Linked DNA regions of Homo sapiens: regions 1, 2, 3, 4 and 5 are each linked to region 6. The links are chromatin contacts, found by Hi-C or POLR2A ChIA-PET in ENCODE. All regions are on one chromosome and are shown on one strand. The core of a region is the stretch at or near the end of the contact, and the rest is flanking DNA. Distances in the headings are between cores, read along the strand shown.

Region 1 (4,506 bases), core at 826-3,325, 660 kb after region 6:
TTTGAGCAGCTGCTTTTTAGGGAGTGTACAGTGGTGATGGTGTTTGTGCCTGTGTCAAATAGGGTGGTCTGATGATGTCTCCTTATAAGCACTATCTTGTCTTCTTGAAGACTTAATTAATTTCCAATGAAACTATCTTGTACAGAACTATCACCATGTAAAGTTGTGGGACAGGCAGGAAAAAAAAAAAAAAAAAAATATATATATATATATATATGCCAGGTGCAGTGGCTCATGCCTATAATCCCAGTACTTCCGAAGGCCGAGGTAAAAGGATCACTTGAGCCCAGGAGTTCAAGACCAACCCTGGGAAACATGATGAAATAGTGTCTCTACCAAGAAATACACACAAAAAAATTTGCCAGGCGTGTTGGTGCATGCCTGTGGTCCCAGCTACTTGGGAGACTGAGGTGGGAGGATTGCTGGAGCCTGGGAAGTCGAGGCTGCATTGAGCCATGATTGCGTCACTGCACCCAGCCTGGGCGACAGAGGGGCCCCTGTCTCAAAAGCAAACAAACAACAACAACAAAAACACATAAAGGGACAGACTCAGAGGTCACATGTGCATGAGAAGGTGTGACCGCCTGAGGGGAGTGAGGCTGCTGGGAGCGGTGGGAGACCCCGCTGGTAGTTGTGGGCGACAGCACACAACACTGGAGAGCTTGCCCGCCTCTGCTATGCACTGAGTGATTGTCAGCAAGTCCCTTCCCCCGCTTGGGTCTCAGTTTCCCCATCTGTGGATTGAACTCAGTGACTTCCACAAGCCCCCAAACTTTAAGGTTATAGCATTAGATTTCAAGTATGTCCAGATAGGAAAGAAGACACAAAGAAAACTACTGGTTTCTTTTAAAGTACAAGATATCCCACCGAGTAGGAGGTGGGAAGCCAGGAGCCACCATATGAAGGGGAGCAGTGAAGGGAGTTCAGGCCAAGGGTCCACACCAGCTGCTGGGTGTGATGAATAACTCAGAGTTGGGGTCCAGAAAAAAGTAGGGACGGGCCAAAAACTAGGGATGAGCTCCCAGGAGAGTGAGTCCTAGAAGGGAGTTTGAGAGTCTAGCTGGGGTCTCCTACAGAAAGGTGGTCCTTCCCTCAGCACATCTCCTCCAACCGCCTAGTTTTGATGAAATCAAGAAGAGACGCTCAACGTAGCGGGTGTGATATCCTAGTACTCTCCTGCAGTTGGGAGAGTGTTGAGGGAGAGTTCCAATCCAGGATAACCCACCCTTATTCAAGAATTAAGCGAACAGACAAGGTCTACCCTCCTACAGATTACCTTTGAACAGCCGCAGAGGGCCAAAGATCCGAGGCAGTGAACTCCTGAGTCCGAGTGAGGGTAAAAGGAGTCCCCAGACGGTGGAAATGGGGGCCTGGGAGTCAGGAGTCCTGAAACCAAGGGGAGCGTCCCGGGATCCAGAAGAGGAGGTCTCAGGATGGAGTGGGAAGAGTCTCGGGACCACAGATGAGGGAGTTCGGTAACTAAAGGGGAGGATCCCAGGACCCGGAGGAGGTGGGAGGGACTCTCAAGACCTAGAGGGAGGAGTCCTGCGACCAAAGGGGAGGGGTCCCAGGATCCAGAGGAAGCCGGGGGAGGTCTCAGGACCGAGGCGAGGGAGTCCCGGGATCACAGAGGAGCGGGTCCCGGGTTCGAGTCGCTCTTGCCCTCCCGCCCGGGCCCCGCGCTCACTGTCCATGCCGGGGAAGGGCAGCGGCTGCGCCCCCAGCTGCTGCTCCACCGCGATCTCCAAGTCAAACTTGATGTGGTCCACGCTGGCGATGATTTCCTGCATGGCGGCGGCGGCGGCCCCACCGGCCCGGCTCCCCCTCGGTCTCCTGCAGCCTTCTCGCCTTTACCCGCCGCCGGCCCCGCCGCACACACTCCTCCTTCGCTTCGCCTCGCCGCCGCCGCCGCCGCCGCCCGAGGGATGCCGGGAGCGCCCGGAGCCCGCGCCGGCCCTTGCGCCTGTCCAGGCACTGCCAATCGAGACTCCGCCGTTCCGCTAGTCCCAGCTAGCCGCCAGCCGAACACCGGCCTCGCCAGAAACCTGAAACCAGCCGCGTGAGTCGGCGACGCGGATTGCGCCTGCGCGCTTGGGGAGAGGGGGACCCGAGGAAGAGACTGGTTCGCCGCGGGGACCGGGCAGGGCTCCCCGTCGGAGTGCACTGCGCCGGACACTTCAAGTGAGTTCCTGTGTGATCCTCGCAGGAGCCCCGGGACCCGGGCCAAGACACGCCAGAGGGGAAGGAAGTGCCCGAGCCGGGATTGGAGCCGGGGGCGTCTGAGGAGGGAAACTGAGGCTGCAGAAGTCCGTGTGGAGAGGGGTCGGCGTTGGCCTGAGGGTCCGGGTGGGCCTCTGAGGAGGGGCGGGTCTCTCCGAGGAAGGACGGCCGCAGCGTGTCTCTAATTCAGGGTTTTTTCTCGCTCTGTGGCCCAGGCTGGAGTACAGGGGTACGATCATAGCTCACTGCAGTCAACTTCTCAGACTCAAGCGATCCTCCCACCTCAGCCTCCCGAGTAGCTGGAACTACAGACGCTGCACCACCACACTTGGCTAATTTTTAAAATTTTATTTTTAATTTTTGTAGAGACGGCGGGGTTGGGGGGGCGGGTGGCGGGTCTTGCTATGTTGCCCAGGCTGGTCTCGAACTCCTGGCCCCAAGCCCAAAGCGATCCTCCTGCCTGGGCCTCCCAAAGTGCTGGAATTGCAGGCATGAGCCACTATACAGCCTAATTCAGGGTTTTTTTTAACCAGGGTGGGGTAATGAGCTTGTGTAGGAACAAAATGCACCCCTATTTTTCTCTATGTGAAGTATAGCATTTCCTTTCCTGATTGCTGGAGCAGCCTTAGCAGTGCCTGAAACTGTGAGGGTGAGTGTAAATGATAGTTCCAGATAACAGTTTGTGCAGGGCCAGGCATGGTGGCTCACACCTGTAACCTCAGCACTTTGGGAGTCTGAGGCGAGAGGATCACGTGAGGTCAGGAGTTCGAGACCAGCCTGGACAGGATGGCAAAACCCCGTCCCTACTGAAAATATAAAAATTGGCCTGGAGTAGTGGCGCGTTCCTGTAATCCCAGCTACTTGGGAGGCTGAGGCATGAGCATGGCTTAAACCCGGGAGGCAGAGGTTGCATTGAGCCGAGATTGTACCACCCCACTCCAGCCTGGTGACAGAGTGAGACGCAAAAAAACCCAGTTTGTGCAGCAACTACAAGGTGGTATCTTAAGCTGTCACTTACATTTATTACTGCTTTGAAATTATGATAGAGTCGGCCGGGCGCGGTGGCTCACGGCTGTAATCCCAGCACTTCGGGAGGCCGAGGCGGGCGGATCACAAGGTCAAAAGATCCAGACCATCCTGGCCAACATGGTGAAACCCTGTCTCTACTAAAAATACAAAAATTAGCTGGGCTTGGTGGCATGCGTCTGTAGTCCCAGCTCCAGGGGAGGCTGAGGCAGGAGAATCGCTTGAATCCGGGAGGCGGAAATTGCAGTGAGCCGAGGTCACGCCTGAGGACAGAGTGAGAGACTGTCTCAAAAAAAAAAAAAGAAAAGAAAAGAAATTATGATAGGGTCTTGTTATTTCATGCATTGAAAATAAGCATCTATACTAGTATAGCAGAAATTTGTTTTTAAAGCATTTTGATGCCATTTCAATATCATTGCTTTTTGTTTTGTAATTCTGTGTATTGTAATTAATGCACGTAAGGCAGGGCATGGAGGCTTACGCCTGCAATCCCAACACTTTGGGAGGCCAAGGCTGGAGGATTGCTTGAGGCCAGGAGTTCTAGACCAGCCTGGCAACATAGGGAGACTCCATCTCTACAAAAAAATACAAAAAATTAGACAGGTATGGTGGTGTGCACCAGTAGTGCTAGTTAATTGAGAGGCTGAGGTAGGAGGATCACTTGAGCCCAGGAGTTGGAGGTTGCAGTGATTGTGCATTTGCACTCCACTGTGCCATCGCACTCCAGCCTGGGCAACATGAAGACCCCATTCCACAAAAAAGAAAATTACATAAACACCATGCTTGTAAGAAGGAGTGGCAGGGCTTGCCAGATGCAGAATGATAAAGGCCCCCTGCACTAGTTTCACAAAAGGTGCTGGTCAGGACAATCATCAATGCGTTACATGGACCTGAGTTCAAAGCCAGCCCAGCCCAAGCTGGCCAGTCTCACCCACTGCACTGCTGCAGGACCCCAGCAAGTCTCTCCCCTTGCTGGGCCTAGTTTTTTGTTTGTTGTTGTTGTTGTTGTTTTGAGATGGAGTCTTGCTCTGTCGCTCAGGCTGGAGTGCAATGGCGCGATCTTGGCTCACTGCAACCTCTGCCTCCCACGTTCAAGTGATTCTCCTGCCTCAGCCTCCCAAGTAGCTGGGATTACAGGGGCACGCTGTCACGCCCAGCTAATTTTTATATTTTCGGCAGAGATAGGGTTCACCACGTCAGGCTGGTCTCGAACTCCTGACCTGAGGGGATCCACCCACCTTGGCCTCCCAAAGTGCTGGG
Region 2 (4,593 bases), core at 1,165-3,664, 790 kb before region 6:
TGTCTAAAAAAAAAAAATGGCGCTTCCTTCCAAGGTGGGAGACAGAGATAAAAGAGGGGTAGGGAAATTCTCTGAATTGGCAGAACTGGTAGTAGAAGCAAGGCTCATTCCTGGATAAACAGAAATGGTGAGAGAAGAAATGGGAAAAATCAAGGACATCCCTGCAGTGACAGCTGTGGAGGGTGGGGAGTTTACTATGCTAGACTATGTAGGGAAACGCCTCCTGGCTTGACAGGTTAGGTGCCTGTGTTGACAACGGTTGCTGAGAGCTCAAGGTGAAAAGAGGGATAGTTCCAGGAAATGATAACCCTGGTGATAAACTATCCCTGCCCTCCCTATCTTCATTGTACAGGCCTAGAAACTCGTGACGACAGAGGTTAGGTGACACCTGCGTGGCACAGTTCGTCTGGAGGGTGACAGGGGCAAGCCTTCATCACTAGCAGGGCCAAAAATCCCTAAAGCCTCAGGACTGGGGCAGGCCTCAGAGCACTCGTTCACAGTTTGTTTCCATCATTTTATTTTTTTGCGGAGAAGGGAGTCTCGCTATGTTGCCCAGGCTAGTCTCCAACTCCTGGACTGAAGCGATCCTCCTGTCTCGGCCTCCCAGAGTGCTGGGATTACAGGCACCGCACTAGGGGCCACACGCGGCCCCATCATTTTAATAATTCATAATTACCACGCTTAGAAACCTGCCTCAGATTCATTCCCCCCGCAGCAACACCCACCATCCACCCTCCTGTCCCCTCCCCCATGCACAGCCCTTACATCTGCTCTTCAGGGATCTCAACTAGGGCACATGGTCTGGCCAGTGAGGAGCCTTCAACTAGTGCGGCCAGAACGCTGAAGGCCGGATACAAGGAGCCTCGGTGTCCAGGCAGGGGATTTGGGGTTGCCTGAGATTGGGGCGGGGAAAGCCGGAGACAGTGGGCACAGATGGCGAGGGGTTCACCTCCCCAACACCCCCAACCCAGCCCAGTCTCCGAGGCCCGAGTGGCTGCTTTTTGCGCCACCTGGCGGCCGTCTCCAGCGAGCGGAGCGCGGGTGACCGTGCCTGCGGGACCCGGTTCCCGTGGGGCGAGCGGGCGTGGGGCCCGCCCAGCTTGGAGAGCCGGGAACCGCGCGGCCCAGGGACTGGCAAGACTCCGGATTCAACCCCTGCGAGGCCCCGCAACCCGGTGCCCGCGGTCCCTGGCGGCGGCGCCCGCGTGCCCGAGGCGCTGCGGGGCGCTGCGGGGCGCGCGGCGGTTAGAGCGAGCGTGTGCGCACGCGCCCACCCCACGCCGCGCCCCGCACCGCCGCGCGCGCGCACGCACGCCCGACGCTGGCCTGCGCCGGCCGCTCTCCCACGCGGGGTCTCGGGGGCTCCTGAGCCGGCCGCCTCCAGGAAGCAGGCGCCGCGCGGTATTGCCGCATGCACCTCGGTCGTGGGGACCCCGCTGCAGCAGCCCTGTCCACACGGGTGAACTCCTGGAGGGCGGGGCGGGGGGCAATCTGCGCGGGTCAGGCCCCTCGGAGCAGGCTGGGGGCGCCCGAGCCAGGCCGCTCCCACCTGCCAGCCGCGTGGCCAATGAATGCTAGGCCTGGTGATGTCATGCCCCGACCGGACCCTGGTGACGAAAGTCCGAAGTCACCCGTCAGGGAACCAGCACAGACCCACCCGCGGGGGTTCCAGAAGTTTCCACTGCCGCCGCGGAGTGCGGCCTCGCCCAGCAGCCTTGCGCGTGCTACCACGCTGTCCTGCCTTCTCAGGTGTCCCAAGTCACCCCTTCCTCCCCCAGGGGTCTCCTGTCTCCATGCCCTCCCACCTCATTTCCACTAGCGATCCCATTTTACATCTCCATTCCCACAGGTGTCCTTTCATCCCCAGGAGTGTCCCACGTCACCTTTTCTGCACCCGTGCCACCTGGACCCCTAAGGGGACGGTACTCTGCCACACTCCCACATGCCTCTCCTCCCATGCCACCCGTCTGTGTCGTGGCCGGGGATGCATGACCCCTTGGCCTTGCGCTAACTTCACCAGCCTCGAGCGAGACCGACAGGGTGTCCAAGTGTGTCCGTCCGTCTGTGAAAGTCGTCCCTGCGTTTGTCTGTGCCTGTCACTGCATGAGGTCGTCCGTCTGCGCGTGTCTGTCTCCACGGGCTTCTGTCCGTCTGTCTGTCACGTGGGTGTCTACTCCGCCGCTGCAGGTCTTTGGGTCGCGTCTGTCACTGCGCTCTGTCGTCGGTCGGCGTCTGGCACTGGAGTGCGTCTGGGCCCCGGGGTCTCCGGGTCTCGGCTCCAAGGGAGGGAGAGAGAGGGGAGGTGGCCACCCGGGAGAGCGGGGAGGGGCGGGGGCGGAGACAGTGGGCGGGGGCGGGCGGGGGCGCTGTGAGGCCCGGAGGGGGTGTGTGCGGGGGGCCGGAGGCGGCGGCTGTCAGAGTCGGCTCAGCCTGCGCCGGGGAACATCGGCCGCCTCCAGCTCCCGGCGCGGCCCGGCCCGGCCCGGCTCGGCCGCCTCAGGTGAGTCTCCCTCCCCGCCCGGGACTCTCCTTAAGGCCCGGGTCCGGGGCACCGTGCGCTCCCCGAGGGGTCCAGGCCCCCCTAACGGGACGGCTCCCGCTTCCCCGGGCCTGCCCCGCGCCGCCCTCCGCTGCCCCGCACTCGTCCGGAACTCTTCCCCGGCCGCCTCACACTCACCGACGCCCACGCAGGAGCCCGAGCCCGCGGGAACGGCCGCCGCCTCTGCGCTCCGATTCCCGCGGGGACCCCCGAGCACCCCTTCCCCGATCGCTCCCTAGTCCGGGGCCACTGGAAGACACCCCCTAATTGGGGCGGTACCCGAGCTGCGCAGGTTCCCGGCGCCGGGCTGGGCACCCCCATCCCCAGGGCCACAAGCCAGCGCCCCTGCGCAGCGCCCCGCAGAGGCCCCCTCCGAGGCCCAGGACGCCCCCTCCCGCGGAGACTCCATCTCTATTTTTTGGGAAGGGGAGGCTCGGCGGAAGCCCCGAGTTATAATTAGCGCCACTCGGGTTTCCTAGTTAATCTCCAGCAGCACCACCACCCCCCGCTCAGGGCGGCGGGGGCTGGGCTAGGAGTGACCGGCGGGAGAGGGGGGAGTTCCCACCCGGGGAATTTTGATCCTTTGGCTGGAGATGCCGGAACCGTAGCAGCTGCTGCCCCCAAAATAGCGCCCCCGCCCCTGCAGCCGGGGATCTCCGGAGTCCCGGGAACGCAGGCGTCCCGGCTCGCCCTTCAGGCGGCTCTGCAAGGCCCTCGAGCCCCCAGGCCCCCTCCCCAAGTTCCCGGCTCCTGGCTCGGGGCGGGGAGCGCCGACCTTTTCTCGGTCTCTACTGCCCTCCGCCGGCGGCGGCGTGCACGGCAGCTTCAGACGGATGGGGGGCTCTCGAGTCCTGGGGGACGCGGGCTGGCGAGCCTGTTTGCTGGGGCTGGGCTGGGAGCGTGCGCAGCTGATGGGAACCCGCGGGCATCAGCGCTCGGTGCCAGACATTGGATGAGAAGGGGCAGGGTTGGGTGGGGAGTGGACTAGGCAGGATTTGGGGGACCCCGGGACCTGAGGCTTCCACACCCTGAATGCCCAGCCCACCGCCCCCCAGGGCCCCGGGTCTGGCCGACCCAGGAGAGCGGGGCTGCGCTTCAGGCCGCCGCAAGCTCCCCCAGCGGCGCTGCCCGTCCGTGAGGCCGCGCCCTGTCGGGTGGCCTGTTCGTGGACTGAGGCTTCTGGTGCCCTCACTGCACGAGCTGGGCCCGGCCCAGTTCCGGGAAGAGGTGAGGGCAGTGGACCCCTGCGGAGCAGAGAGGGTGCTCCTCTCTGTTCCCTGCATTTGTCTGGATATGGGTGTCTGCCTGATCTCTTTCCCCTCCTGCCCGCTGGCCTGTGTCCTTGTCTCTGCCTGTCTCCTTCCCTCCCTCCCTCTCTCCCCTCATCTTTGCCAACCTGCCCCACCTCCTCTGCAGCTGAGCGATAACCCTTGGGCCGACAGTGCCCTAATCTCCTCCCTCCTGGCTTCTCGACCGACCCTTCACCCTTTCCCTTTCTTTCTCCCAGCAGACGCCGCCTGCCCTGCAGCCATGAGGCCCCCGCAGTGTCTGCTGCACACGCCTTCCCTGGCTTCCCCACTCCTTCTCCTCCTCCTCTGGCTCCTGGGTGGAGGAGTGGGGGCTGAGGGCCGGGAGGATGCAGAGCTGCTGGTGACGGTGCGTGGGGGCCGGCTGCGGGGCATTCGCCTGAAGACCCCCGGGGGCCCTGTCTCTGCTTTCCTGGGCATCCCCTTTGCGGAGCCACCCATGGGACCCCGTCGCTTTCTGCCACCGGAGCCCAAGCAGCCTTGGTCAGGGGTGGTAGACGCTACAACCTTCCAGAGTGTCTGCTACCAATATGTGGACACCCTATACCCAGGTTTTGAGGGCACCGAGATGTGGAACCCCAACCGTGAGCTGAGCGAGGACTGCCTGTACCTCAACGTGTGGACACCATACCCCCGGCCTACATCCCCCACCCCTGTCCTCGTCTGGATCTATGGGGGTGGCTTCTACAGTGGGGCCTCCTCCTTGGACGTGTACGATGGCCGCTTCTTGGTACAGGCCGAGAGGAC
Region 3 (4,220 bases), core at 1-2,500, 570 kb before region 6:
GACATTTCCCCTCCTTGTAAGTTCAGCTTTCTACGCCAGTGCCAAGGGGTGACCCTCAAAATCGGGGGATGGGGGGTGCGGGCAGAACTCCTTACTCTACCCAACCCCCAGGCCCGCACAAAGCCTCTTCCACCTACTAGCAGCCCAGGCCTGGCGGCACCGCCGGAGGCCCAGGGCAGAAGGAAGCACGGCTGGAGGAAGAAACTGGGGGCGGGGGCGACGTTCTCAGCCCTCGGTCCCCATCACCCCCCAGGGCCCTCAGCAGCCCCCAGACTCTAGGGATATAGCAGCCGGCGCTCCATAGAGAAATGAGGGTGCAACCGCCTCCGCAGGTCTGGCGGGGCTCAGGAGAGTGACGGGAGGGTCCCTGGATCTGGCAGCTGGAAGGCGCGGGCTGGTGCGGCGCTGCGAAGCGCAGTGGGCCTGGCCCTCCAGCCCCTACGACCTCCATTTTGCCTAAAAGAAAGCTGGGCGGGGGGCGGGCGCCTGGGAGCTGGGCTTGGGGTGAGGATCTGTAAAGGGAATAGGGCGCCGAGGGCTCCAGTTTCGGCGAGTGGGGCCAGAAACCACGGGCAGCACCCAAATCGTGGGTAGGGTGGAGACGAAAGGAAGGGTGGCGCGCGGCCTTGCCTGCTTCTCCCCGATTTTGGAGTTGTGCAAGGCGAGGGCCGGCAGGGGTGCGACAGTGGAGGACACGAGGGGTGCTCCCCGGGGGCAGGCGGGAGGGTGGCGGTGGGGAAAGGGGGCGGGGCGGGGCCTAGAGGAAGCCCGGAATTTAGCCCCCCAACTTCCGAGGGAGCAAGAGGCAGTCGGGGCTGGGCTGGGGTCTGGGGTCGGGCAAAAACTTCGCTGATGGTGCGGGGAAGCGCACGCACGGTGGGGGGCGAGGGTTCCCCAGTTCCCCTTCCGGGTTTGGGAGCGACCGGGCAAGAGGGGAAGGGAGCGGAGGTCTGGGGAGTTACGTCCGCTCCCAGGAGGCCAGCCCCGGGAGACCGAAGGAAGAGAGGTTCCCCTGGGGGAAATTGGGGCTGGGGGGCGAGAGGACTCCTTTTGCCAGCGAAGGTACCTGTGGCGGTGGGACTCTGCGGCGGAGGTCGCTGGCGGTGCGCGGGCGGCGCTGTCTTCCTCCGCGGCGGAGGCGGCGGCGGCGGCGGCGGCGGCGGCGGCGGCGGCGCGGATGGATTTCCTCAGTGGCCCCAGCCCCGCCGCCAGCGCTGCCTCCCCAGAGCGGAGGGATCCCGCCCGCCAGTGACGCGGCTGCCGCCGCCGCGCCCAGGACCCGGCTGGGCGAGACCAACTGCCTCGCACTTGGGGGAAGCCAGGAGACAAAACCCCACCGAGGGAGCAAAGACGGGCCCAGTCGCTCCCAAGGTTCTCACCCTACGCTTTGTGGACGCAAACCGTACTCAAAGGGTTTGCTTCACGGAAAGGAGTAAGACATCCCCCCTCTGGGACTGGAGGAGGTGGTACTGGCATATGAGGAGGGTGAGACCGCTCGCTGGTCACGTGATCAGCCTCCCGCCCCGCCTGGAATGGGTGGCTCCAGACTGGGAAGGGGAGTTCGACGCCCCAGTTCCCGGTTGGGCCACGCCCCGGCCCTGAGGAGGCCACGCCCCTCACCAGGGGGCGGAGCTAAAGAGACCTGGACGGGGCCGGCCTCGAGGCTGCTGGAAGAAGAAGCGCGATTCCGAGAAAGTCCCCGAGCGGGAGTGGGTAGGGGCTGATGCGGGCGCCCCGGGAATGCCATGAGAAGGGTCGTGTCCAGGCATTTCCTCAGCCTCGCCCACTGGGCCTTTGTAGACCCCCTTTCAGGGCTTGCCACTGAAATAACAACTCATTTATTGAGAGCCACACTTTTTTTTTTTGAGACGGAGTCTCTCTCTGTCGCCCAGGCTGGAGTGCTATCTCAACTCACTGCAACCTCCGCCGCCCGGGTGCAAGCGATTCTCCTGCCTCAGCCTCCTGAGTAGCTGGGACTACAGGCGTGTGCCACCACACCCGGCTAATTTTTTGTATTTTTAGTAGAGACGGGGTTTCACGGTGTTAGCCAGGATGGTCTCCATCTCCTGACCTCGTGATCTGCCTGTCTCGGCCTCCCAAAGTGCTGGGATTACAGGCGTGAGCCACCGCGCCTGGCCCGACACTTATTTTTTAATTGGAGTACAGTGACGCGATTGTAGGTCACTGCCACCTCAATCTCCTCGGCTCAAGTGATCTTCCTGCCTCAGCCTCCCTAGTACCTGGGACCACAGGCGTGCCCCAGCCACCATGCCCAGCTAATTTTTAAATTTTTGGTAGAGGTGGGGTCTTGCTATGCTGCCCAGGCTGACATATGTTAAGTCTCACAATACTGGGAAATTAAGTGCTAACATTCTCCCCATTTTCTTTTCTTTTCTTTTTTTTTTTTTTGGAGACAGGGTCTCACTCTGTCGCCCAGGCTGAAGTGCAGTGGCATGATCTCGGCTCACTGCAACCTCCGCCTCCTGGGTTCAGGCGATTCTCCTGCCTCAGCCTCTGGAGTAGGTGGGATTACAGGCGCCCGCCACCATGCCCAGCTAATTTTTTTTTGTATTTTTAGTAGAGACGAGGTTTCACCATGTCGGCCAGGCTGGTCTCAAACTCCTGACCTCAGGTGATGTGCCCGTCTCGGCCTCCCAAAGTGCTGGGATTACAGGCGTGAGCCACCGCGCCCAGCCTTCTCCCCATTTTCTAATAGTGGAAAGAGACCTGAGGCTGCAGAGTTTAGATATGAACCCAGGCAGCCAAAACTTTACTGTACATTCCAGTTTATCTGTATGAGCCTCTAGATGAACCCCTTCCTCCAGGGACCTTGCCTGTAAAGGGACAAGAACGTAGGTCTAGGCCTCAGTTTCCACATCTGTTAAATGGGGATGTTGACAGCATCTGCCCTCCAAGTCCCGGATTCTTACTGAGAACCCCATCGATTGTGGAAATGCTTTGGGAAGTTCAAGGCAACGAATAGCCTTCACTGAGTCCTTGTAATTTGAAAGTATCAAAACACGCAGCCATAAGAAAGAACGAGATGGGGCTCACGCCTGTAATCCTAGCACTGTGAGAGGCCGAGGCGGGTGGATCACTTGAGGTCAGGAGTTTGAGACAAGCCTGGCCAATATGGTGAAACCCCGTCTCTGCTAAAAATACAAACATTAGCTGGGCGTGGTGGCACACACCTGTAATCCCAGCTACTCAGGAGGCTGAGGCAGGAGAATTGCTTGAACCCGGGAGGCGGAGGTTGCAGTGAGCCAAAATCACACCACTCACTGCACTCCGGCCTGGGCAACAGAGCAAGACTTTGACTCAAGAAGAAGAAAGAAAGACAAAAGAAGAAAAAGTAAAAGAAAGAAAAGGAGGGAAGGAAGGGAAGGAAAGAAAAAAAGAAAGGAAAGAGAAAGGAAGAGAGAAAAAAGAAGAAATCATGTCCTTTGCAGCAACATGGATGCAGAAAAGAGAGAGAGAGAGAAAGAGAAAGAAAAGAGAGAAGGAAGGAAGGGAAAGAAAGAAAGAAGAAACAAAAGAAAAGAAAAGAAGAAGAAATCGTGTCCTTTGCAGTAACATGGATGCAGCTAGAGGCTTTTATCCTAAGTGGATAAATTTCTGCAGGAACAGAAAACCAAACACTGCATGTTCTCACTTATAAGTAGGAGCTAAACACTGGGTACTCATGAACATAAAGATGGGAACAATAGACACGGGGGATTACTAGAGGGGGGAAGGGTTGAAAAACTACCTATTGGGTACTGTACCCCAGGTGACGGGATCAATTGTACCCCAAACTTCAGCATCACAAGATATACCCATGTACATGGGTACATTCATGTGCACATGAGTCAGAATCTAAAAAGATGAAATTATATTTTAAAAAGTATCAAAACATACTCTTCATTTAGTCTCTGTGAAAGACATTACAAATCACTTTTCAAAAACAATTGTTTTTTCTTTTTTCTTTTTTTTTTTTTTCTGAAATGGAGTCTTGCTCTGTCACCCAGAGCTGGAGTGCAATGGCACAATCTCGGCTTACTGCAACCTCTGCCTCTTGGGTTCAAGCGATTCTCCTGTCTCAGCCTCCCGAGTAGCTGGGATTATAGGAGCATGCCACCAGGCCTGGCTAATTTTTGCATTTTTAGCAGAGATGGGGTTTCATGTTGGCCAGGTTGGTCTTGAACTCCTGACCTCGTGATCTGCCCGCCTCGGCCTCCCAA
Region 4 (4,424 bases), core at 842-3,341, 520 kb after region 6:
CTACTTTGACATTGTGGTTAATATCAGGGAAAGAGAGGATGATGTTAACCCCAATATCGCAGGGAGTGTACACCCACCCTGTGATATTGTTTTTAATATTGGGGGGGGAGACAATATTACTCCCAGTTTTGCAAAAGGTGTACACACATCCAGGGTGGTAGAGGATGATATTACTTCCAATATTGCAGGGTATCCTCCTTCTGATATTGCTCCTAATATCCAGAAAGGGAGACGACAATATTATTCGCAATATCGCAGAGGGAGTACACTCCCCTATCATATCGGTGTACTTTTTTTTTGTGGGGCAGAGGGGCGGGAAATGGAGTCTAACTGTGTCGCCCAGGCTGGAATGCTGTGGCACAATTTCAGCTCACTGCAACCTCCACCTCCCAGGTTCAAGCAACTGTCCCACCTCAGCCTCTCCGAGTAGCTGGGACCACATGCACACACCATCAGACCCGGCTAATTTGTTTTTCATTTTTAGTAGAGACAGGGTTTCACCATATTGGCCAGGCTGGTCTCAAACTCCTGACCTCAAGTGATCTGCATGCCTCAACCTCCCAAAGTGCTGGGATCACAGCCGTGAGCCACCGTGACTGGCCCCAACTTCATTTTCTTTAAATGGCCATACACCTGATAATGGTGGGACAGCAGACTGAAATCAAAATGTTATAAATCTTTTAACTTCCATTTCTCTTAACAGGTGGCTGACCTGTCCATTGTATCCACTCTCAGAGTTTATGCCTTGGGTAGAAAAATGCCACTTTCCTAACGATGAAGGAGAGTGTGAGTAGGACAAGAGTCCACTCTTCTTGTACTTGGCTCATGGGACATACTTGGCTGGGTTCGTGCATTTATTCATTCACACATTTACCTAGCTTCTCCAAATGCCAAGCAAGTTAACAGGTGCTGGTATAACAGATCCTCACAATAGAGCTAGACAGCACTGCTGCAGATTTGTTCCACACAGCGAGAGAGGAAACAGGCTTTACTGACATGGGCTACAGCTTGAGGTTACAAAGAAGAAAAAAACAAAATGTCATGGCCAGACACAGTGGCTCACACCTGTAATCCTAGCATCTTGGTAGGCCAAGGGGAGAGGATAGCTTAATATCAGGAGTTCAAGACCAGCCCAGGCAACATAGTGAGACCCTGTCTCTAAAAATAAATAAATAAATAAATAAATAAATAAATAAATAAATAAATAAATAAAGCCGGGCGTGGTTGTGTGGGCCTGTAGTCCCAGCTACTTGGGAGGCTGAGGTGAGAGGATCACCTGAGCCCATGAGGTCGAGGCTGCAGTGAGTTATGATCATGCCATTGCACTCCAGCCTGAGCAACAGAGTGAGACCCTGTCTCAAAAAAAAAAGGTGGGGGGTGGAGAAAGGGAAGGAAGAGAGGGAAGGAGGGAGGGAGGGAGGACAGAAGGAAAGAAGGAAGGAAGGAAGGAAGGGAAAAAAAAAGTCACTAGTCTTGCACCACAACGCTTCTAAGTGTAAGGCTAATCTTGTCCATCTGATCTGAGAGCATGGTCAGAGGGACAAATAAACTCTAAATTTTGTCTAAGCCACAAAGATCAGCCGGCTAGATTAGCTCCTCCCCCTTGCTCTTCCGAGGCCCCTGCCCTGGGGCGGACAAATGGAGTCTGGGGACCTCTCCGTGGGCTGGATCCAATCTCCGATGCTGCTGCAGCGCCAAAATCTCGACACATTCACAACACGATGCTAGAGACGGGCAGTCACTTCAGGAAAGGGAGAGAGAGGGCAGGTACAAGGGCAATGGTAGGCGGAGCTTTCCCAAGAAGGGTGCCCAACCGAGAAGGCGTTAGAAGCTGCGTTCTTTCTCCAGGAGGGGATGGACGAAAGCAAAGACCCCTGACCGTGACTGCAGGAACTCTGCCAGGCCCTTAGAAACCGGCGGCGGGCCCCGCCCCTGCGATCAGAAGCCCCGCAAGCTGGGCCCCGCCGCCAACTGCGTTTCCAGCCGCTACGGGGCCGACCCCTCCTCCGTTCTCCGCACTGGGGCGCACAGCTAGCCCACCCACCCTAGGGGGCGCATGGAAACCGCGTGGTCCGCTGCGCGCACTTCGGAGTCTCTGGGCGGCTCGGAGGCCTCATTTCGATCGCGGTCCCTCCAGGAGCCGCCCCGGTCCAGAGAAGGATAGGATGTGGACTCCCCAAGGGAGGACTGCAGGAAGATGGAACGGGATTTCTTCACCTGCCCTTCATCGCCTAAGTGGGCCTAGACTCTAACTGGCTGTCCCTTCCGTGTCATCGCCACGGTCCCCATGTGAACCCCGTTTGTCCTCCCCTCTTCCTGCCCTATGTCGCCTCCCCCCACTCCACCTCCTTTCGTGACCACTGGCCGGGTTGACCCTGCGGGGCCCGCGCTCTTCACCCACAGGCCAGCCTGTCCTCCTCTCCCTGTGTGCACCCCAACATCTCCCAGCTTGGCCTGGAGCGTGTATTAGGTTGGTGCAAAAGTAATTGCTGTTTTGCAATTTTTTAAATGGCAAAACCGCAATTACTTTTGCACCACCTATAAATAGGCAGGGGGAACGGGCAAGAAAAGCCTTAGAGAAGGGGCCAAGAGCCAACCACCTAGCCGGCCAGGAGTATGGGTTTGCCAGAGGCATGAGATGTATTGAAGCAGAAAAGGAAGAAAAAAGATTAAGGAGACAAATTGTTCGTGATAAGGGGTTTCCTGATAAACTCAGAAACAGCAACTACCAGTTATGGAGCACTTAAACTGACACTATCTCATTAATCCTCACAACGGTCCTGTGCAGGTGGTGGTTTTGTTTTTTACCATCCTAAATGCCAGAGCTGCACTTGGTATGTAACAAAGGCAGCATTTGAACCCTGGCCTGCTCATACCAGAGCGAGGGCATCTAACTGCACCCACAAAGGACAATGGAGGAAGACTGTGTCATTGTAATATGAGCAAATGGGGAAAAGACAAAACAAATGCTTTCATTATGCCCAGGTTGTAAATGTATAAACATAAATGAAACACACATACAAGAGGCTAACCGTTTTTGTTTTTTGTTGTTGTTGTTTTTTTAAAGGCAAGAGTCTCACTCTGTCGCCCAGGCTGGAGTGCAGTGGCGCAATCTCGACTCACTGCAACCTCTGCTTCCCAGGTTCTAAGCGATTCTCCTCCTTCAGCCTCCAGAGTAGCTGGGATTACAGCACCACCACGCCTGGCTAATTTTGTATTTTTAGTAGAGACGGGGTTTCACCATGTTGGCCAGGCTGGTCTTGAACTCCTGACCTTGTGATCCACCCGCTTCAGCCTCCCAAAGTGCTGGGATTACAGGCGTGGGCCACCACACCCAGCCATAGCTAACAGTTTTCTAAAAACAGAGAGTAAATAGGAAGTGTCCACAAAATAAAGCTTTAAATGTATGTAGTTTCTTTATTTGTAAAGGGTGCCATTTGTTTGAAATCGTTCTTACACTCTTGGATTAAAACACCGGTTCCTTCACACACTTGTATTTTGAAGGGAATATAAAATGTGATTCCCTCACACCTGTAATCCCAGCACTTTGGGAGGCTGACGCGGGTGGATTACCTGAGGTCAGAAGTTTGAGACAAGCCTGGCCAACATGGTGAAACTCCGTCCCTACAAAAAATACAAAAATTAGCCAGGTGTGATGGCAGGTGCCTGTAGTCCCAGCTACTCAGGAGGCTGAGGCAGGAAATACTTAAACCTGGGAGGCAGAGGTTGCACTGAGCCAAGATCACATCACTGCACTCCACCCTGGGCGAGAGAGCAAGATTCTGTTTGAAAAAAAAGAAGAAAAAAGTGGTTTCATATGATACAAATGTTAGAAAAAGGACAGATGTCAGTTTGCTGACTCCAGCAGAGTTACCTTTCGGGTGCTAGTTCCCACCACAGCCCAGGATGCCAATGTTTTCTCTAGTTACATGTTAAGATCTCCAAATCCAGGGCATCCCTCCTGAAACAATGCCAGTCCTACACTGCTAAATGTTTACTGAATGAATGGATGAATGAAGGCAACATTTTTAGATGTGGGAATCCTATAGTGCTTGGTTCTCTAATCCCTAGGGGCCTCCTTTGAACTTGGTTCTTCAACCTCCTCAGTTGCCCACATACTACATCCTACAGTGAGGCATTTCTCCATACCTCACTTATTACCTGGAAAGTGCCATACTCTCACATGCAGGCCTTGACATGCTAGCTCTTTTGCTAAAACTCTCCGTGCCCCTCTCCCCGTGTTCCCCACCTGTCATCTACTTCTATCCACCCTTTTGCTCAGGCCAAAAACCTAGGAATTTTCCCATTACCACTTTGCTCCACTGCTATAACCAGAGGTGATAGTGACTCTTAGCAAGGATACATGCCCACCAGCAAGTTCTGGTTATCAGAAAAATATTAAGAGTAAATTTGGTCACGGTGTA
Region 5 (4,590 bases), core at 504-3,003, 730 kb after region 6:
TCTGACCCCAAATCTTGGAGGCCAGGAAGTTAGGTTCACCTGGGGGAACACTATGATCAAGGTGAGCAACAAACGCACGTTTATACTGTCAGCGCCTGACACGCTGCCAGGTGTCTTGCAGTATTGCATTTCAGCCTCCCAGTCTTTAAGGTTCCCATTTTCCAGATAAGGAAAGTTGAGGCTGGCAGGAGTTGGGTGGCTTACCAGTCACTGGCCAGTGAAGGGAGAAGCTGGCACTCCTACCTAGGTCCCTAAGATTTTATTTATTTATTTAGAGACGGAGTCTGGCTCTGTTGCCAAGGCTGCAGTGCAGTGGTACAGTCTTGGCTCACTGCCAAGGCAGGTTCAAGCAATTCTCTTGCCTCATCCTCCTAAGTAGCTGGGATTACAGGCATGTTACGTGGCTTTTTTTTTTTTTTTTGAGACGGAGTCTTGCTCTGTTGCCCAGGCTGGAGTGCAATGGCGTGATCTCGGCTCACTGCAACCTCTGCCTCCCGGGTTCAAGCAATTCTCCTGCCTCAGCCTCCTGAGTAGCTGGGATTACAGGTGCGTGCCACCATGCCTGGGTAATTTTTGTATTTTTAGTAGAGACAGGGTTTCACCATGTCGGTCAGGCTAGTCTCGAACTCCTGACCTCAAGTGATCCGTCCACCTCGACTCCCAAAGTGTTGGGATTACAGGCATGAGCCACAGCGCCTGGCTACATTTTATTTATTTATTTTAATAGAGAAAGGGTCTCGCAATGCTGTCCATGCTGGCCTCCAACTCCTGGCCTCAAGCGATCCTCCCGCCTGGGCCTCTCAAAATGCTAGGATTCTATGTGTGAGCCACCGCGCCCGGCCGGGATGGGTGGTGGTAGCCTCCGGGCTGCATTGGCAGAGGAGGCAGGGGGAGGTCTGACTCCCCAGGCTTGCACTCCTGATCCCTTCACTGCCCGCGGGTGCAGCCCGGCCCCGCCCCGCCCTAGGCGGCCTGGCTGCTCTCCCAGCGCCTCCGGAAAGGGAGGGGCTGCTCGGATCTGCCCTGGCCGCGGAGCCCTGCAGCTGAGGGGGTGCGTTCCGGGACCCCGCCAGCCAGGCCCGCCCCGTACGGGACCCCTCGGACCTGGCCCGGGGGAGGCGGGTGGGAGCAGCGGGAGCGGCCAGGAGGGCAGGGGCGGGGCGGCAGGAGACGCCAGCTCATTTCCCGGCGGCTGCAACCCGGAAGGCTCCGGGGATGGAGGGGAAGTGACTGGGTGTGGGGCCCCGCCGGCCCGAAGTAACGGGGCTACACCGACCGACCGCGGGGCAAGGCTGGGGATGGGGGCCGGGGAGCAGGGGCGGAAGGCACGAGGCGGAAGCTTGGGGCCGGGGGCTGGGGACGCCCCGAGGGCGCCCGGTGCGCTGGGAGCCCGCGTTTCCACAGTCTGGCCCTGCGGCCACCCCCGCGCCCCCTCCAATCCCAGGGCTCCCTCTCCTTTCCGTGAGCCCCTCGTCCCCGCGCCCCCTCCTCTCCATGTGCCCCCACTCATCCCCGTGCCCCTATTGGGCGGCGCCCCACATCTATGCGTCCTCACTTCCAGGCGCCCCCCGGTCCCCTCCTTGCACCCCCTCTCATCCCTCCAGTCCCGCTCACTCCCAGGCGGCGCCCCACATCTACGCGCCCCCCCACCTCCAGGTGGCTCCCCTGACCCCCACCTCCGGGCGCCCCCACGGCCCTCACCTCCCGCGCCCCGGCCGCGGACTCTGGGCAGTCGACGCGCCGAACCGGCTCTGGGCTCCGCGCCGGAGCAGCAGCCACTTCCTCGTGGGCGGGGGGCGGGGCCTGCCGACCTCAGCCCGGTAGGGCCCGGGGGCGGGGACCTGGGGCAGCGGTCGCGAGATCCAGGTCCCGCCCTCCCTTCGGGGTGGGGGTGCTGCCGGTACCCGCGCAGACGTCGGAGCCCAAGGCTCTGTCCGCAGAAGCCGTCCGCAACCACCGTCAATGCTTTACCAATGGGGAAACTGAGGCTGGGAGCCAGGCGCGCAGCCTGAGCCGCCGCTGGGCTGGACCTCCGAGCCTGGGCCGGGCGCACGGCCCCCGGGGACTGCCGGGCGCAGGGTCGGGGAGTCACGTCCTCTGAGCCCGGACGGCGGGTACTGCGGGCTCCGCGCTCACACGCAGGTGAGCGGCTAGCGAGCCCTGCAGCCCCGTCGGCAGCCAGCGAGGAGCTCCCTTCACGCTGATGCCGGTGGGCGCCAACTGTGCAGGCCCTGGGCGGGGAGCAGGCGGTCCGGGCGTGGCCAGGGCAGCCCGGCCCCGCCCCCTTGGCCCTCCGTGTCCTCGCCACGAAACAGGGGTGCTGTCCCCGGGCAGGGTGACACTGGCCGCCCCTGCTGACGCTGGCCGGCCAGTTAACTTCTTTCCTTTCTGTTTTACGTCAATCGGCTTCACTTCTTTAAGTTACCCGGTTAGCCTTGCAGAGCCGCCTGATTGCGGGTCTTGGGCTAGGTGGTCCCCGGAGTCTTCCCATCCTGACCCTCTGCCTCTTCAGTGGATACGTGGCCTGGCGGCCAGGCAGATGGAAGAGACCCCAGTGAAAACCTTACCTCGGCCGGTCGCGGTGGCTCACGCCTGTAATCTCAGCACTTTGGGAGGCCGAGGCGGGAGGATCACGAGCTCAGATCGAGACCATCCTGGCTATCACGGTGAAACCTCGTCTCTACTAAACAATACAAAAATTAGCCAGGCGTGGTGGCGCATGCCTGTAATCCCAGCTACTCGGGAGGCTGAGGTAGAAGAATCGCTTGAATCTAGGAGGCAGAGGTTGCAGTGAGCCGAGATCGCGCCATTACACTCCAGCCTGGGCGACAGAGTGAGACTCTGTTTCAAAAAAAAAAAAAATTAGCTGCAAGGAGCCCCATGGCGTGATGGAGCGCTGCTGTAATCCCAGCTACTCGGGAGGCTGAGGCACGAGAATTGCTTGAACCCCGGGGGCAGAGGCTGCAGTGAGCCAAGATGGGGCCCCTGCACGCCAGCCTGGCAACAGAGCGAGACTTCCTCTCAAACAACAACAAAAACCTTCCCTCCTCTTCTCTCCTTCAGACCCCTCTCTCTAGTATTTGTGCAGGGTCTTCCTGGATCTCTGGAGATCCGAGGCCAGACTCCCACCCTGTCAGGCTTAGAGGCTTTGACACTCGCTGTTCCTTCTGCCTGGAACACTATTCCCACCCTGTCCTCACCTGCCGACATTGGTTTGTCCTGCAGTATGTGGCTGGGGGTCTCAGGTCGCTTTGCCCCGACACCCTCCCCATTGGAGGTGCCCTTAGCCGCCGCTCTCTTTTCCACTGAATTCGACCCCCTAGGGTAGTTGGGAGGATTAAATGTGTCCAGGTGTGTGAATCGGGTCATACAGTGTGCACACAGGAAGTGCTCGAACTTTTCTGAGCCCCCCCAACCTTGCTGCTCCTGCGTATTTTCTCAGACAGATGTCGGCAACCTCAGCAAACACAGGCGGTGGTTTTAGTTCAAGCAGATACAAAGCTTCAAGGGGTCTGTACCGGCAGCCCTCTTCCCACAGGGACAAGTGTAGGGTAACTGAGGTGACCCTGTTGCTGCTTCCCTGGCTTCCATCCTACTCTTCTGCCGCTTTGTAGATGCCCAGGGAATGACCCCAAGTGGCCCTGAGTGGTCTAAATCAGCTCACGGTGTTCCCTGTCCTGCTGCACTTGTGACCTAAGATGACCCAATCAAAGCAAAGCCCAGGACTTCAGCTGATGATCCAGCGCACAAAGCCCCTTCTGAGCGAGCTGCAGGAATCTGGACTCGTAAGTGGAACGCGGAAGTGGAACAGCAACAAGGGAAGCTGCAGGGAGAGTGCAGAGCCGAGAGAAGGTCAGAGAAGTAACCGGAGCTCTGGTCACCTCTGACTGGAAGGTCTGAGCCCAACCTGCCTCCAAAGATTCAGATATGTGAGCCAAGTTATCCGCTTAATTAATTAATATGTTTTAGAGACAGGGTCTCCCTCTTTTACCCAGGCTGGAATGTAGTGACGCAATCACAGCTCACTGAAGCCTCCAGCTCCTGGGCTCAAGTGATCCTCCCGCCTTAGCTTCTCGAGCACTTGGGACTACAGGTGTGCACCATCACACCTGGCTAATTTTTAAAATTTTTATAGGCTGGGTGCGGTGGCTCATGCCTGTAATCCTAACACTTTGGGAAGCCAAGGCAGGCGGATCGTTTGAGGTCAGGAGTTCGAGACCAGCCTGACCAACATGGTGAAACCCTGTCTCTACTAAAAATACAAAACTTAGCCGGGCGTGGTGGCGCGCGCCTGTAATCTCAGCTACTCCAGAGGCTAAGGCAGGAAAATCACTTGAACCCAGGAGGCGGAGATTGCAGTGAGTCAAGATCACGCCACTGCACTCCAGCCTGGATGAAAGAGCGAGACTCCTTCTCAAAAAAAAAAAAAAATTTTTATAAGGATAGTGTTTTTGCTATGTTGTGCAGGTTGGTATCAAACTCCTGGCCTCAAGTGATTCTCCCACCTCAGCCTCTCTCGTAGCTGGGAGGGACCACAGGCATGCGCCACTACACCCAGCTAATTTTTAAAATTTTTGTATGGACAGGGCT
Region 6 (4,517 bases), core at 1,679-4,178:
GCTGGTTTCAAACTCCTGGCCCCAAGTAATTCTCCCACCTCGGCCTCCCAAAGCACTGGGATTACAAGCATGAGCCACTGTGCCCGGCCGTTGCTGGGAGTCTTAGCCACCCCACCATGTTTCCCAAGTCCCATCTGTCCTCAGCTCCAGGTTTGGGAGCTCAAACTTACATTAGATGCTATCAGTACAGACAATCTCTCGACCACATCCAAAAAAACTTCATTCTTTTGGCTCTGAGAAAGAGAGAGAATTTGGGTGGTTGGAAGCAGAATAGCCTATGTTCTGAAATGGACAGACAGGGAGAAAGAACAGGACAGTCAAAGCTACAGCTCTAGGGTGAGGACATGGGTGATGGAAGGGATCATCTCCCACCTCCACCCACATCTGGGGGGGTGGGAGATGTGCCAAGATCTTTTTCTTTTTTTTTTTTTTTTTTTGCATTTTTAGTAGAGACAGGTTTTCACCATGTTGGCCAGGCTGCTCTGAAACTCCTGGCATCAGGTGATCTGCCCACCTCGGCCTCCCAAAGTGCTGGGACTACAGGCGTGAGCCGCTGTGCCCGACCTAAGATCTTGGACTCCCGGATCCCAGAGCAAAACCAGAGCGTCTGACCCCATGGATCCTTCCCTCACCTGGTCAGAGCGACTGGACAGGACGGGGCGGCTGGCTGCACTGCTGGGGGCCACTTTGCTCTGTTGTGTCTCAGCCCCAAACTGTAAAGCATCCAAAGCAATCAATCATCAGGTCTGACAACCCCAGCCAACCCCTCTTCTCTTTCCTCACCCTCCTCTTTCCCTCTACTGACCAAGCCAACGCTGCTGAGGTCAAAGAGGCTGAAGGGCTTGCTGACCACAGCTTCCGTCTGGATGAAATTCCTCAGCATCTCCGTGGATGTGGTCTGTACATAGCCATAGTCCTAGTGGTAAAGGAAGGACAGTCTGAGTGATCAGTGGAGGGAAGGGGTAAAGAGGGGGAGTGGGGCCAGGCATGGTGACTCACTCCTGTACTCTCAGCGCTTTGGAAGGCCGAGACGTAGGAGAATGGCTTGAGGCCATGAGTTCAAGACCAGCCTGGGCAACACAGTGAGACTCTAGTCTCTACAAAAAATAAACAATTAGCTAGGCACAGGGGAGGCTGGGGCAGGAGGACGGCTTGAGCCCAGGAGTTCCAGGCTGCAGTGAGCTATAACTGCACCACTGCAGTCCAGCCTGGGCAACAGAGCAAGACCCTGTCTCTAAAAGCAAAAAAAAAAAAAAAAAAAAAGGTAGACTTGGCCTCCTAACCACGGCATCCCACAGTAGAAGAGCAGATGTATCTTCAGGGGAATTGGGTAGGGGCCACAGAAGGGGATTGTTGATTCTCACCAGCACTTCATCCAGGAGTTCGTATACCAGAGCCACATTGCGGGAGATGGTCCCCTCGCCCAGGGAGCCACAGTAATCGCCCAGAAGGGTGGCCAACCTGAGGAAACACTTGGAGCGTGTATTTTCTCCTCCTCTCAGACCCCTCCTAGCTACCAGGTGCCCAGCCCAACCCTCCTCACCTGGAGAGCAGTTCTAGGAGGCTGAAGGGAGAAACGTTTTCTGAAGTTGTGACCACCAAATAGAGGCCGCTGTGTCTGATGTGAATGAAATGACGGCCATGGTGATGCTGAGACACAGGCAGGGAGAAGAGAGGCGTTAAAAAAAGGGAGGTGGAGTGATCAGAACCCAGGAGACCTGAGCTCGGATCCCGATGCCTCTTACTAGTCACAACAGCAGTGCCTTTGGGAGATACATGACATATGCCTGGGCCCAGCTTCCCAATGTGGAAAGGGGGTTAATTACACTAACTACCCCGAGTTGCTGAGGATGGAGTCACGCAGGGAGCTGGGCCTGGTGTGTTGCTGGCGCCCATTGACTCTTTTTTTTTTTTTCCCCACCCCCACCTACCCCGAGAGGGAGTCTCGCTCTGTCTCCCAGGCTGGAGTGCGGTGTCCGGATCTCGGCTCACTGCAACCTCTGCCTCTTGGATTCAAGCGATTCTCAAGCCTCAGCTTCCCGAGTAGATGGGATTACAGGCGCCCGCCACCACGCCCAGCTATGTTTTTTTTTTTTTTGTATTTTTAGTAGAGGCGGAGTTTCACCATGTTGGCCAGGCTGATTTCGAACTCCTGACCTCAGGTGATCCGCCCGCCTCGGTCTCCCAAAGTGCTGGGATTACAGGCGTGAGCCACCGCGCCGGGCCTCACGTTAGCTTTATTTGGCGGAATGCACCCCCCAAGTGGAATCTACCAATGAACCAGTCCTGGGAGGGAGCTGGCGCCCACCCGGCCCGACGGGACCCCGCTCCTCACCCGCCTCCCGCCACTGGTTACCATGACAACCGGGGACTCGTCTCCTGGCAGTCCCGTCAGCTTCCGGTAGAAGAGCTCGGCCACATCCCGGCCGCCACTGTCCCCGCGGACTGGCGGGTGGAAGGACTCAGTGAAGGATCCTGCGACACAGGCTGGCCCTGGGCGCCCCTCCCGCCCGGCCCCTCCGCCCCTTCCCAGCCCCAAGGGTCTAGGATACAGTCTTTGTAGATGAGCGGGTCCCCCTTGGAGGACAGAATGAAGAATTGGGAAATCATGGCCGTTCTGGAGAGTAGACAAGAAGACGGCGAAAGTCGGGCCTGCCCCGCCCTGCGGCCCCGGAACAAAAGAACGCGTGTGCGCTGGCCCTTTAAGAGCGATTCTCCTCCGCCCGCGCCAGCTCGGACCGCGGGAAACCCGGCGCCTGCACTACCCCGCCCGGAGATTCCCTTCCGACGCCCGCACCGCCTCCCCGTCACTCATTCTAGGCCCGCACGGTGATTGGCTTGCGGCTAGCGGGAGGTGAAGAAGGCCGCCTTGTCCGATTGGCCCGCACGCAGTGGCGCCGGTCACGTGGGGGGCGACGTTTCGCGCCAATTTCGGTTGGCCGGCCACAGTCCACCGCGCGGAGATTCTCAGCTTCCCCAGGAGCAAGACCTCTGAGCCCGCCAAGCGCGGCCGCACGGCCCTCGGCAGCGATGGCACTGAAGGACTACGCGCTAGAGAAGGGTACGGGTCTACGAGCCCGGGAGGGCGTCCTGCGCGGGGAGCCTCCCGGGGAACACCTGTTGGTGTGAGCTGGGGTCTTGGGGGACCGGGGTCGGCGGGTTCTGGGGTGCGCGAGGCCAGAGGCAGGGTCGAGCTGCGGCCTGGCTAAGGCCCACGGGGCCTGGGAAGCGTGCGGGGGGCCATCGATGTTGAAGAAAAGCTAGTAATCCCACCTGGTAAAGGTGTTAGGGTCGTGGGGTTGGGGGCTTGGGGGCGCGCTAACCCGGCTGGGGGCTGCACAGGGAAAAGTCGCGCCCAGGACCTCAGGAGAGTCTTAAGGGCTCTGGGCTCCCGTGCCCGCTTTCCTTCGCGCTTTTGGGCATTCCCAGGTTCCCGCGCCCTCCCCAGGCGCGCGTAGGCCCCGGGGGCGGGCAGGCCGGGGCCGCTGCGCGCCGGGATTGGCCGTTTGAGGCCGCCCTCCGAGCGGAAGTGGAGCCGGGCGGAAGTGGCGCGAGGAGGCTGGAGGGAGTGTCGTGTAAACAGTGTCCTTCCGCGCGGCGGCCGCGGAGAGAGCTGCGGCCCGGGGGGGCGTGCCTGGGATCCGGAGCTTCGCTCGGGCCCGGGAAAGGCGGCAGTGGGCTGGGATCGCGGTGTCTCTGGGTGTGATGGCCAATGGCTGGACTGGCTCCCGCCCTGGGCGGAGGAATCCCGAGCTGTGAAGCGGCTGGAATCCGGGCCCATGTGCTTCTTTGTTTACTAAGAGCGGAAGCGATGGCGGGAGCGGGGGTGGGGTGCGGTGGCGGGGTGCGGTGGCGGAGGTCCCGGTGAAATCAGGGGCTAAGGGGACCCAAAGAAGGCGGGGGATCATAGGGGTGGAAAGAAAGCTGAGAACCTTGAGACCGGAGTGTGAGGGGCCAACGGGGAAGGGCGCTAGAATTTTAAACTAAAGTAGGGACCGGAATTCCCCTGGGGAGATGTTGGATGGCCCTGTGCACTGCCACGGGCTCTTTATTCTTCGCTGGTTAGAAACAGACTTGTGAAAAAGAGTTATGCCCACTTTGGGGAGACTTCGGTAGGTTTATTTAAATGCTCATATTATTAATTAGTTCATAGGTCGTGTTTTAAGCGAAAATGGGTATCTAAGATTTGTCTTAAAGTTTGTGTCTTACGGTTTTACATTTCATGTTACAGAAAAGGTTAAGAAGTTCTTACAAGAGTTCTACCAGGATGATGAACTCGGGAAGAAGCAGTTCAAGTATGGGAACCAGTTGGTAAGTCTAAGATTGGGTAAAGGGAATGGGGAGCGGGGTGCTTAAGGAGCCATAAGCAGCAGCTTGGCTTGTTTTATTAAAGACATAACAATTAGAGGGTTTGAGGGCTGAAAAGCGAGTATCGCTCTGTGTGGCGCTGCGTTCTCCCCTGTGGATGCCCAGAGCCTGTGCTGAGTTCTCAGTGATGCATTTTCACATATGAACAC

Evidence for each region. Hi-C counts contacts between places; a loop is a spot of excess contacts on that map. ChIA-PET counts read pairs that join two places held with the same protein, here RNA polymerase II (POLR2A). Pooled maps may share reads with other maps.
Region 1: a loop to region 6 is called in a map of naive thymus-derived CD4-positive, alpha-beta T cell, with 21 times the contacts of the local background. The contact joins the promoter of PTCD1 here to the promoter of MCM7 in region 6. A Hi-C loop is called at or near these places in 1 of 168 maps with a recorded cell type or tissue (naive thymus-derived CD4-positive, alpha-beta T cell), 1 of 37 single-sample maps with no recorded cell type and 10 of 50 pooled maps. POLR2A ChIA-PET finds 5 or more read pairs at or near these places in 2 of 52 experiments (HCT116 and activated T-cell).
Region 2: POLR2A ChIA-PET joins it to region 6 with 17 read pairs in BJ. The contact joins the promoter of ACHE here to the promoter of MCM7 in region 6. A Hi-C loop is called at or near these places in 1 of 37 single-sample maps with no recorded cell type and 8 of 50 pooled maps. POLR2A ChIA-PET finds 5 or more read pairs at or near these places in 5 of 52 experiments (BJ, CD8-positive, alpha-beta memory T cell, activated B cell and 2 more).
Region 3: a loop to region 6 is called in a map of CD8-positive, alpha-beta T cell, with 7 times the contacts of the local background. The contact joins the promoter of GNB2 here to the promoter of MCM7 in region 6. A Hi-C loop is called at or near these places in 5 of 168 maps with a recorded cell type or tissue (CD8-positive, alpha-beta T cell, naive thymus-derived CD4-positive, alpha-beta T cell and natural killer cell), 8 of 37 single-sample maps with no recorded cell type and 21 of 50 pooled maps. POLR2A ChIA-PET finds 5 or more read pairs at or near these places in 5 of 52 experiments (A673, GM10248, activated B cell and 2 more).
Region 4: a loop to region 6 is called in a pooled map, with 3 times the contacts of the local background. The contact joins the enhancer-like site here to the promoter of MCM7 in region 6. A Hi-C loop is called at or near these places in 1 of 50 pooled maps. POLR2A ChIA-PET finds 5 or more read pairs at or near these places in 2 of 52 experiments (T-cell and activated T-cell).
Region 5: a pooled map shows a loop between it and region 6 (6-fold over the local background). The contact joins the promoter of ARPC1B here to the promoter of MCM7 in region 6. A Hi-C loop is called at or near these places in 1 of 37 single-sample maps with no recorded cell type and 9 of 50 pooled maps. POLR2A ChIA-PET finds 5 or more read pairs at or near these places in 4 of 52 experiments (A673, K562, activated B cell and 1 more).

The regions. Positions count from the first base shown.
Region 1 is chr7:99,436,367-99,440,872 of GRCh38, reverse strand. It overlaps PTCD1 (pentatricopeptide repeat domain 1), which reads left to right and starts at 2,075. Exons shown (of 8, transcript NM_015545.4): 1 at 2,075-2,181. The region is part of intron 2 of ATP5MF-PTCD1 (ATP5MF-PTCD1 readthrough); the gene reads left to right. CPSF4 (cleavage and polyadenylation specific factor 4) reads right to left here and starts at 1,930. Exons shown (of 8, transcript NM_006693.4): 1 at 1,688-1,930. The coding sequence starts at 1,790. RefSeq lists a silencer at 1,636-1,935 and enhancers at 2,196-2,485, 3,782-4,307.
Region 2 is chr7:100,893,709-100,898,301 of GRCh38, reverse strand. ACHE (acetylcholinesterase (Yt blood group)) reads left to right here and starts at 2,414. Exons shown (of 5, transcript NM_000665.5): 1 at 2,414-2,500; 2 at 4,050-4,593. The coding sequence starts at 4,070. RefSeq lists silencers at 1,061-1,140, 2,363-2,512, 2,573-2,622 and an enhancer at 1,977-2,597.
Region 3 is chr7:100,670,770-100,674,989 of GRCh38, reverse strand. GNB2 (G protein subunit beta 2) reads right to left here and starts at 1,250. Exons shown (of 10, transcript NM_005273.4): 1 at 1,067-1,250. RefSeq lists enhancers at 151-230, 431-640 and silencers at 1,071-1,250, 1,501-1,580, 1,591-1,720.
Region 4 is chr7:99,577,916-99,582,339 of GRCh38, reverse strand. No RefSeq gene overlaps it. Among named protein-coding and RNA genes, the nearest start is that of TMEM225B, 18 kb to the left of the region's middle. Within about 2 kb of position 2,091, at least 9 of the 41 ENCODE cell types and tissues checked have a DNase peak (open chromatin) inside an H3K27ac peak, as active enhancers do.
Region 5 is chr7:99,371,893-99,376,482 of GRCh38, reverse strand. It overlaps ARPC1B (actin related protein 2/3 complex subunit 1B), which reads right to left and starts at 1,753. Exons shown (of 10, transcript NM_005720.4): 1 at 1,702-1,753. RefSeq lists silencers at 843-1,482, 1,493-2,372 and an enhancer at 2,673-3,173.
Region 6 is chr7:100,099,808-100,104,324 of GRCh38, reverse strand. MCM7 (minichromosome maintenance complex component 7) reads left to right here and starts at 2,928. Exons shown (of 15, transcript NM_005916.5): 1 at 2,928-3,061; 2 at 4,232-4,311. The coding sequence starts at 3,031. AP4M1 (adaptor related protein complex 4 subunit mu 1) reads right to left here and starts at 2,682. Exons shown (of 15, transcript NM_004722.4): 1 at 2,553-2,682; 2 at 2,357-2,445; 3 at 1,544-1,650; 4 at 1,365-1,461; 5 at 806-916; 6 at 633-713; 7 at 171-233. The coding sequence starts at 2,610. RefSeq lists enhancers at 2,604-2,653, 2,676-3,228, 3,574-3,733 and a silencer at 3,364-3,463.